Linked DNA regions of Homo sapiens: region 1 is linked to region 2. Evidence: chromatin contacts called from ENCODE Hi-C or POLR2A ChIA-PET data. All regions are on one chromosome and are shown on one strand. Each heading gives the region's core, a stretch centred on a gene start or an enhancer-like site at or near the end of the contact. The rest is flanking DNA. Distances are from core to core; before and after follow the strand shown.

The links. A loop is a pair of places that touch in the nucleus more often than their neighbours do. ChIA-PET counts read pairs that join two places held with the same protein, here RNA polymerase II (POLR2A). Pooled maps may share reads with other maps.
Region 1: a loop to region 2 is called in a map of naive thymus-derived CD4-positive, alpha-beta T cell, with 3 times the contacts of the local background. The contact joins two enhancer-like sites. A Hi-C loop is called at or near these places in 10 of 168 maps with a recorded cell type or tissue (CD14-positive monocyte, dorsolateral prefrontal cortex, endothelial cell of umbilical vein and 5 more), 2 of 37 single-sample maps with no recorded cell type and 18 of 50 pooled maps. POLR2A ChIA-PET finds 5 or more read pairs at or near these places in 1 of 52 experiments (OCI-LY7).

Annotation. Positions count from the first base shown.
Region 1 is chr6:169,953,304-169,957,893 of GRCh38, forward strand. LOC107986674 (a long non-coding RNA gene) reads left to right here. Exons shown (of 5, transcript XR_001744483.2): 5 at 1-1,969. Among named protein-coding and RNA genes, the nearest start is that of LINC00242, 160 kb to the left of the region's middle. Within about 2 kb of position 2,553, at least 2 of the 41 ENCODE cell types and tissues checked have a DNase peak (open chromatin) inside an H3K27ac peak, as active enhancers do.
Region 2 is chr6:169,830,196-169,834,409 of GRCh38, forward strand. No RefSeq gene overlaps it. Among named protein-coding and RNA genes, the nearest start is that of LINC00242, 33 kb to the left of the region's middle. Within about 2 kb of position 1,921, at least 3 of the 41 ENCODE cell types and tissues checked have a DNase peak (open chromatin) inside an H3K27ac peak, as active enhancers do.

The sequences.
Region 1 (4,590 bases), core at 1,303-3,802, 120 kb after region 2:
AGGAATACCCAGATGGTTGGCAAAGAATTATTTTCAATGATTTGGTAGGCACTGAGCCAGGAAGGGCGAATTCTTGCTCTCTCTTCTGCCCTTGGATGTCAGAACTCCAGGTTCTCTGGCCTTTCATGATACTCCATACAGCACTGCTTCTGACCACCACTCACCATCCATCACCCCTAGTGACCTGCTAGAGGAGTTATTACTTCCTATTTCCAACTTTATGCTCTGCTGGCCTAGAGGTCTTCCTTCCATAGGGAGAAATGCTACCACCAGGAGATACAACAATAATTCAACTGAACTGGAAGTTAAGATGCTATCTGACCACTTTGGGCTTCTCATGCCTCAGAGTCATGCTAAGAAGGGAGTCAAAGTGTTGGCTGTCTGACCTGATACCAAGAAGAAATTGGCCTACTCCTTCACAAGGGAGAAATAGGAGATCCTCTAGGGCATCTCTTGGTGTTACCATGCCTGTGATTCTGGTCAATGGGAAATGACCACAACCCAATCCAGGCAGGCTATGAATGTCCCAGGCCTTTCAGGTATGAAGGTTTGGGTCACCCTGCCAGGTACAGCACGGCAACCAGCTGAGGTCTTGCTGCAGGCAAACAGAACACAGCAGGTGGTAGAAGGTCATTAGGAGCACCAGCTACACCCACGGGACCAGTTACAGAATCAAAGGCTGCCACTGCCATGAGTGTTTTCTCCCTGTGTTGCTACGAATATGTTTGCATGTAAATATACATATATTAGGCAAATTTTTCTTCTTTTCTATCTTACTCCTTTATCATATGAGATGTATTGAGTTTGCATCAGTATTTAAGTATTGTTAATTTTACACCATAGTGTTTAAGTTACAGGAGAGGAGTAAATGTCACTCAAGGACTTCACTTCCTCCTCTGGGGAAGGAATTAGTGTGTTTTTATTGTACGAATTGTATCATGCTAGGTGGAACTATGACCTTGTCATTATCTTTTTAAGAGATTAAATATGGTTTAAGGAGATGCATGTGGGTGCCAAGTTGACAAGGGGTGGACTTGTGATGGTTGATTATAAGTGTCAACCTGACTGGATCAAGAGATGCCCAGGTAGCTGGGAGGCCATTGATCATCCTCAGTACTCCAGGAGGCACTGAGCCCATCCCTCTTCTGCCAAAAGAGAAACCTAGGAAGATTGGCATTTGATTAGAATGATTGATCTGTCCAAGGTATGTCTGTGAGGGTGTTTCTGGGGGAGACTGAGGTGTGAGTTGTTGGACTGAGTGGGGAAGGTCCACCTGCATTGATCTGCCCTCAATGATCTGGGCTAAAGGCCTGGATGGAACAAAGGTAGAGGAAGACTGAATTCTTGTTTTCTCTTGGGGAGCTGGGACCCCTTCTTCTCTTGCCCTGGATGTCAGAACCCCTGGTTCTCTGACCTTTGGACTCTGGGACTTAACACAGTGACCCCCTGGGCTCTTGAGCCTTTGGTGTCAGATTGAGAGTTACACCATCAGCTTTCTTGATTCTGAAGACTTCAGACTTGGACTGAACCACTCTACCAGCTTCCCTGGTTCTCCAGCTTGCAGATGACCTGTCATGGGACTTCTCAGCCTCCAAAATTGCATGAGCTAATTCCGCTAAAAAATCCCCTTCTTATCTTTCTCTCTGTACATGCATCCTATTGGCTCTGTGTCTAAGAAGAGCACATACTAAAACAAAGAATGTCATAGGGAACTATTCAAAATAGCCCAAAATGGAAACTACCCAAATGCCCATCAACTGATGAAAGGACATAAGGTGGGACACACACACACACAAACACAAACACACCCAACATACACAAAAATACAAAAACACAAACACACACACACAAACACATACACACAAACATACAAACACAAACATACAAACATACATACACACACACAAACAAAAAACAAAAAAAACACATAAAAATACAAAGACACAAACACATAAAACACACAAAAATACAAAAACACAAATGCACACACAAACACACGCAATGGAATATTATTCAGCCATTACAAAGAAATGATGTGTGAATCTATGAATTATTTAAAAAAGGAAAAGAAAGAATGAATTACAAACACATGCTACATGCATGAACCTGAAAAAATTAAGTGAAAGAGCCACAAAAGACCAATGTTGCATTGTTCTGTTTATGTGAAATGTACAGAAAGTGAAAACCTGTAGAAATAAAAGTGGATTAGGGTTGCCAGGGGAGGAGAGAAGAGGAAGCAGGAAGTAACTGCTAATAACAGCTTGATTTCTTTTCGTATGTTAAAAACACAGAATTGTATGCATTTAAAGTATATCTCAATAAATCTGTTAAGAAAAACCTCGTTGAATGGCATTTGTTAAATTCAAAACCATTTATAGACGAGAATTGCCGCTGCTGTGCTTTCAGGAGTACAAGTGTTCCACCAAATGTTAATACGCGTTTTGCAAGAAAAGAGCTCCATGCGAGTAAGTTTGGGAAGTGCTGGGTTAAAAACGACAAGCAAGTTTCTTTAGTGCAATCACGGAAGAGTGTTCACTGTGCTAACGTGAACTGCAGCCTCCAGGGTGAGGGAGGGAGGGGCCGGCAGTAGTCTTGCTCCACATACACGATTTGGGTAGAGTTTTGCAGAAAGACGCAAATTCACAGGGAACTTGGGTGAAGGGGGGGTGGCTGTGTGTTTGGCTTTCACTTGGACAAGCCTCCTTTTCCCTCCCACAGAGCTGGCTGCTGCTGCCAAGGCCCCAAGGAGGCTTTCAGGTGAGGGGGCGTGGAGGGGAGGGCCACCTCAGCCCTCAGGATTGGGTGGGCTGGGGCTGAGGACACAAGAGCAGAGTTTTGGGTGGCAAGTGTTGATGCAGGATGGAAACAAATTTGGCTGTCCTGAGGGTCCGGACCTCACTCAGCAGCGGACCAGGGTCTCTGAAGCCCCACCAGCATCACCCAGAGCTAATGGCAACCTCCTCAAGGCACCCATACCCAGCCAGCAACCAACAGGGCTGCTGACCTCCGGCCTCAGCCGACCCTACCAGCCAGGCCTTGCTGAGCCACGCCCACTTCACCTGTGTTCAGTTGCTTCCGGCAGGAGGGGACGCTGGGGTCCGCTTTTGCAGGTCATGCCACCGAATTCAAATGTGGTATCCGTTTTGTGTTTTCAGTCGTCCCTGCATTTTCTTCGTCTGAAATCAGGACGCTAAGTAGCTACAGCTGCATGTGCCGCCTTTGAGAAAATCTCATCCTGAACTCGAGAACACAGACTCAACAGGCAGACGGCCGGGAAGCTACAAGGCAGCGCCTCACAACACTCTCTTCTTTTTCATTCTACTAAAAGTTGCTCTCAAATCCTACTGGACAGAAAGTCCTAAAGCATTCCAAATGTTGCTCCATTTCCAAAAGTGCCGGCGCTGCCTCCTTGGGATCAGAGGCCTTCTGCGCTTGAGCCTGGCACCTGCCCTGGGCCCCAGTGGACGGGTCCTTCCTCTTGGACCACTGGCCCCATGCATTGTCCATCCTCAACACCTTCCCTGTGGTGCCCAGAGGCAGCGTCCAGGAGCACACCCAGGTGCCCAGCGGGACCCCGGAGCTCCCTTTGAACAGGCACCTTCTGGGGCTGGGGTCCCCATGTCTGGGGGGGAATAGGGGGCTGGGGCCCGTGTCTAGGGAGTTATGGGACCTTGCATCTGAGGGGGTGTGGTGGGGGGCTGGGGCCTGCATCTGAGGGCGTGTGGTGGGGGGCTGGGGCCTGCATCTGAGGGGGTTCTGGTGGGGGGCTGGGGCCTGCATCTGAGGGGGTGTGGTGGGGGGCTGGGCCCTGCATCTGAGGGGGTGTGGTGGGGGGCTGGGCCCTGCATCTGAGGGGGTGTGGTGGGGGGCTGGGGCCTGCATCTGAGAGGGTTCTGGTGGGGGACTGGGCCCTGCATCTGAGGGGGTGTGGTGGGTGGCTGGGCCCTGCATTTGAGGGGGTGTGGTGGGGGGCTGCAGCCCTGCATCTGAGGGGGTGTGGTGGGGGGCTGGGCCCTGTATCTGAGAGGGTTGTGGTGGGGGGCTAGACCCTGCATCTGAGAGGGTTATGGTTGGGGGCTGGGGTCTGCATCTGAGGGCCATGGGACCTGGGTTTGTGGCTGCTGGTTCGCCTCTGGGCTCTGCTGCTTCTCACAGTAGTCGCTGAGCCATCGCGGGTCCTGATGTCTCACGGGAGAAGCAGGCCTGGGCAGGTGGCACCTTTGGGAGAAAGCGAAGGGCAGCCTGGGCTGGAGGCTGCACCCAGGCACTGTGGTCAGTGGCTGGGGAATGAGACACGGCCCTCCTGGGCCCCGTGTCCCTTGTGGTGGGGTCTGAGTGCCTACTTCTCTCACCATGGCCCTCGGGGTCCCGTGCCTCTGCGGCCTGAGCCTGCGGTGGGTCCTGGCGCAGCACCTGGACACGGGCCTCCCTGCCTGAGGCCTCCTTCCTTCCTTTTCACCCCCCTGAGCCTCCTTGCCCTTGGCTGGCTGAGCCGGCACATCCCCGTGGCGCCTCTGCACCTCCCCCAAGATCATTCTGCCAGCACGGTCCTCACTGCACCCTCCGGTCCTCCCTGCACCCTACGGCCCT
Region 2 (4,214 bases), core at 671-3,170:
CCAGAGGGAAACACTTAGGGGCCCTAACCACACACAAGACCTTACAATTCTCTCCCACATGTAACTCAAATATGTATATCTGTATTTTGCAACAAGACAAATTTTAAACTATGGTTTAAAAAAAATCCCCCTGAATTTGCTGATTGCAAACTTCTTGGCAAATCTGTCCAGGCTGAACTTTTCTCCATCTTCCTCTGCTGCTGCTGTTTTGCCTGCTTTTCAAGTGCTTAGGACACTTACTTGGCCATTAGTCAGATTAGACTGGCTGCTTCTAAATTAGTCCCTTGGCCAGGATCACCTCTCTCTATAATAGAGAAATTGTTTCAGGTGCCTTCGATGGCATCCTCAGCCCAGAGCATTAAGTCCTGGTGGCATCACAGGCCTTGGCCACCCACCTAGGTCACAGCTCCCTTGACTGATCCTTCTCCACCCCCTAGGCACCTGGACTCAGGCCCCCAGAGGGCCACTCACCATCACCTGGCTATGCCTGGCATTTTCCACATCCCTGCTCCAGTGTCTGGGTGTCTGGGCAGACTTCCTGGTTCACAGATGGAGCCTTCTGGCTGTGCCCCCACGGGGCGGAAGGAACAAGGCAGCTCCCTGGGGCCTCTTTTGTAGGGGCACTAATCCCACCATGAGGCTCCACCCTCCGAACCTCATCACCTCCCAAAGGCCCCACCTCCTAACACTGTCACCTTGTGGGTGAGGTTTCAGCCTAGGAATTTGGGACGCTTGCGCATTCTGCCTGGAGCATTAACCACGTATCTTCCCTGTGTTTGCCAAGGATGTGTCCGGAGACTTTAGTCAGTCCTAAAATTCTCCCTCCCGCTAGTGAGTGACCTGAGCAGTGCATCCTGCAGCAGCCCAGCCCTCAGGTGTTCATCCTCCAGCAGCGCAGCCCTGCCCACCCTCGGGAGGAGGAGGGGCCCGGCGCTGACACCTGCGGCCTTCTCAGTGCCACAGCCGGGCTCTGCATCCCTGCAATGCTCCACAGCTGCAAGGCTGCTCACTCACTTTGCACAGTGGCTCCCAAACCCCATTTGCAATTTTCCCTCCGAGACCCTCACAGCAGCTGGGGCCTCCTCTTCAGGCCATGTGTCCCTTCTTCAAGAGTCAAAATGAGAACAAGTCCGTCTCTTCCTTTTCTTCCTCCAAGCTTGGGGAGGCAGCAGCTTCCTCTCTGGCCCCCAGTTAAGGACCTTCTACCTACGGATTCCCTACATCAAGTCCCTCATGGGAATTATCTGTTCTGGTAGCTTCCGTGGCTTCTTTCTCTTCCCAGACCCTGACAGATGACCACGCGTGGCTTGCTGAAGCCATAGCTGTATGAGGACACTGGCAGAAACGGCTGCTGTTCTTCTTGCTTCCCAAAGGGCAGAGATACCTCGAGTCACAGAAGGATGAGGAAGCGTCTTCTCACACCCCTGACTTCATCTGCTGGGAGCTGGTGGCTGAGGGCGGCTGGTTTGCTCTAACCCTTCAACACCGATGAGTGGAAAGGGCCAAGGAAGCAACCCCCGCAAACTGCCTGGTTGCCAAGAGGTCTCCCAGGTAGGGGACAGACTCGGGTCCTGCCGGCAGCTGCGCAGGGAGGGTCTCCATGACGCAATATCTCCACACCACGGCAGGGGGCGCTGTTCACGTGCGCGAGAACGCTCCTTAGTGACCAGAGCCTTTGCTCCAGGGACAGGAGCTGCCTCAGAGCACAATTTGCTGCTTTGAAAAGGGATTTAGAACAGGAATTCCCTCAGACTTGGTAACAGTAGATGCCGTGTGAGCGGAAGAGCATCTTCAGGGAAAACGTGTGAGAAATGGGGGAGAGGAAACCTGACTCCAAATAAACCAAGAACACGGCAGAAATTAAGGAGCTCGCAAAAGCTGTGAGAGGGCAGCGAGTTGCCAGTTCATATAAATGAAGAGATCAGCAGAGTCCACCGCCGACTGGTTGCGAAGAAGTCTAAAAACAGACCCAAGGATTCGGAAATTCGGGGCCGTCGTAGAGCCACTCATTTCAGTAGAACAGTAAGTGCAGAAACCAGATTTATACACACAGGTATATACATGGATACACACATCTATACACACACTAGTTTTCTATTTGTGTTTTAAAATTTAACTTTTTATTTTGATGTTTAAAGAGTACATACAAATGTAGAAAGGACTGTGTAATGAACTCCCATGTACCAAGTACCACCTGATTAATAATTAAGTGGCTTATGACTAATAATTATTGACTCACGACTCAACTTGTTTAATCAGTTTCTGCCTGTCCCCACTCTCTATCTCTCTTTCTCTTTGGATTGGAGTATTTTCTGGCCATCCCAAAAGATATAATTTTATGTAACTACTGTGTCTCTAATGGATAAGGGCTTTTTAAGAGCAGCAGAGGGAGAGAATTGGGACAGAACCCAGAGCCACAGGGAGAGCTGTGTCCTTGAGCAGCACAGATCCGAGGCAGCGCCTCTGGTTGCCCAGCTAGTTTAGAAGCATGATCAAACATGTGACATGAGAAGCAATATTTACCCTTCTAAAATGTGGCTTCAAGGATAGATTGGTTTAAGCCAAGCCTCCTTTACTTTTCCAAATAAGAACAGACACACACTGATAGGAAATGAAACAGGAAATGGCCCCCCTGGCTAATGTGTGGGTAGGGTGAGATGATTCCTTTAACTTGCTCAGCATGAGTGCCTTCTCAGGATGTGACAGGAGTTCATGTCGGGATTTAAGAACATGGACTTCTTGGATCTGTTGGTTGTATGTTCTTGGGAAAGTTACTTATGCCTCAATTTCACCTGCAAATTGGGGTTAATAATGTTTAAGGTCACAAGGTTGTTCCAAGGATAACACGAGAGGGTGCATGTAAAGAGGTGGGTGTAGCACCTGCCGTGTAAGAACTGCTCAGCCTACATTAGCTGTAATGACGATTGGTGAAGACACCCGCTTGTTAACTGTTGTGTTCTGTGAGCCCCCCAGAAGCACCTTGTCCGTAATTATCACACAGAAGGCCTTTTCCTCCACTTTCACCGTACACAGAAATAATATGTAAGGCCCAGACTTAAAATGTAGGCTGTCATTTTTTTCCTACTCGAAAATAATAGAGAGAAACATTTCTTTTTTTCTTTTTATTTCTAGTGCACCTATATATGTGTAAGAATGGTTTATTACTCTCGATCTTCTAAGTTAATTTTGGGGGAAAATAGTAACTCCTTCAAGACTCTAGAGTTTCCTTTAGCCAATTAGACATTGTGATGACTCATCTGAGAGAGTATGAGTAGGCTGCTTATGAAATTTATTCTGCCACCCAAAGATGATAAACTTAAAGAAGTCCCTCACCCAGACACAGCATAATAAAACAGCTGAAAACCAAACACGAAGAAATCTTAAAGTCAGCCAGAGGAATCAGCACGTGACGCACAGGGAGCAAAAATCCAAAGGAGCGTGGATTCACCTTCAGGAGGAGCCCTGGAGTCCTCAAAGTGGCACAGCAGGCCCAGAGCATGGAGGAAAAGAGCTACGCACCTTGAACCTTATATCCAGCAAAAGTGTCTTTCAGCAATGAATGTGAAATACAGACAGTCTCAGATGAAGACAAACTAAGAATTTATTTCCAATTTACCTGTGATAAAAGAAGCGCCACAGAAACTTCAAGCAGAGAGAAACAGTAAGGATAATCTGGAACTTCAGGAATGAAGGGAAAGTGACAGAAATGATAAATGTCTGGGTGAATAAAATAGGCCTTTTTCTCGGTGTGTATGAGGAATGAAGGCAGCATCCATAACACTGGTCTTTTCAGCTAACGCAGAGGTCCACACAGAGGGGAGGGCACGGGGCCAGCGGAGGGCATGGAGGCCGCTGTGGAAGTGGCTTCTGTAGTCCACATGAAACAGCAAAATGTTATCCTCAGTAGACTGTGAAAAGTTAATTGTGTAAATTGTAATTCGTACGTGAACCACACACCCACACAGCTGTGCAAAGAGATATAAACCAGACCCCAATAGACCCTTAACATGGAATATTAAAACTATTCTAAGAATCCAAATGGAGATATAAAAGGGGAAATTGATTAAAAAAATGTAAGACACAATCAGAAAACAAATCATGAAATGACATACTTAAATCCAAACACCCCAGTAACTAAATTAAATATAAGTAGCTTAAGCATATCAATCAAAAACCAGATGATCAGATTGGATATTTTAAAAAGACCAAACTGT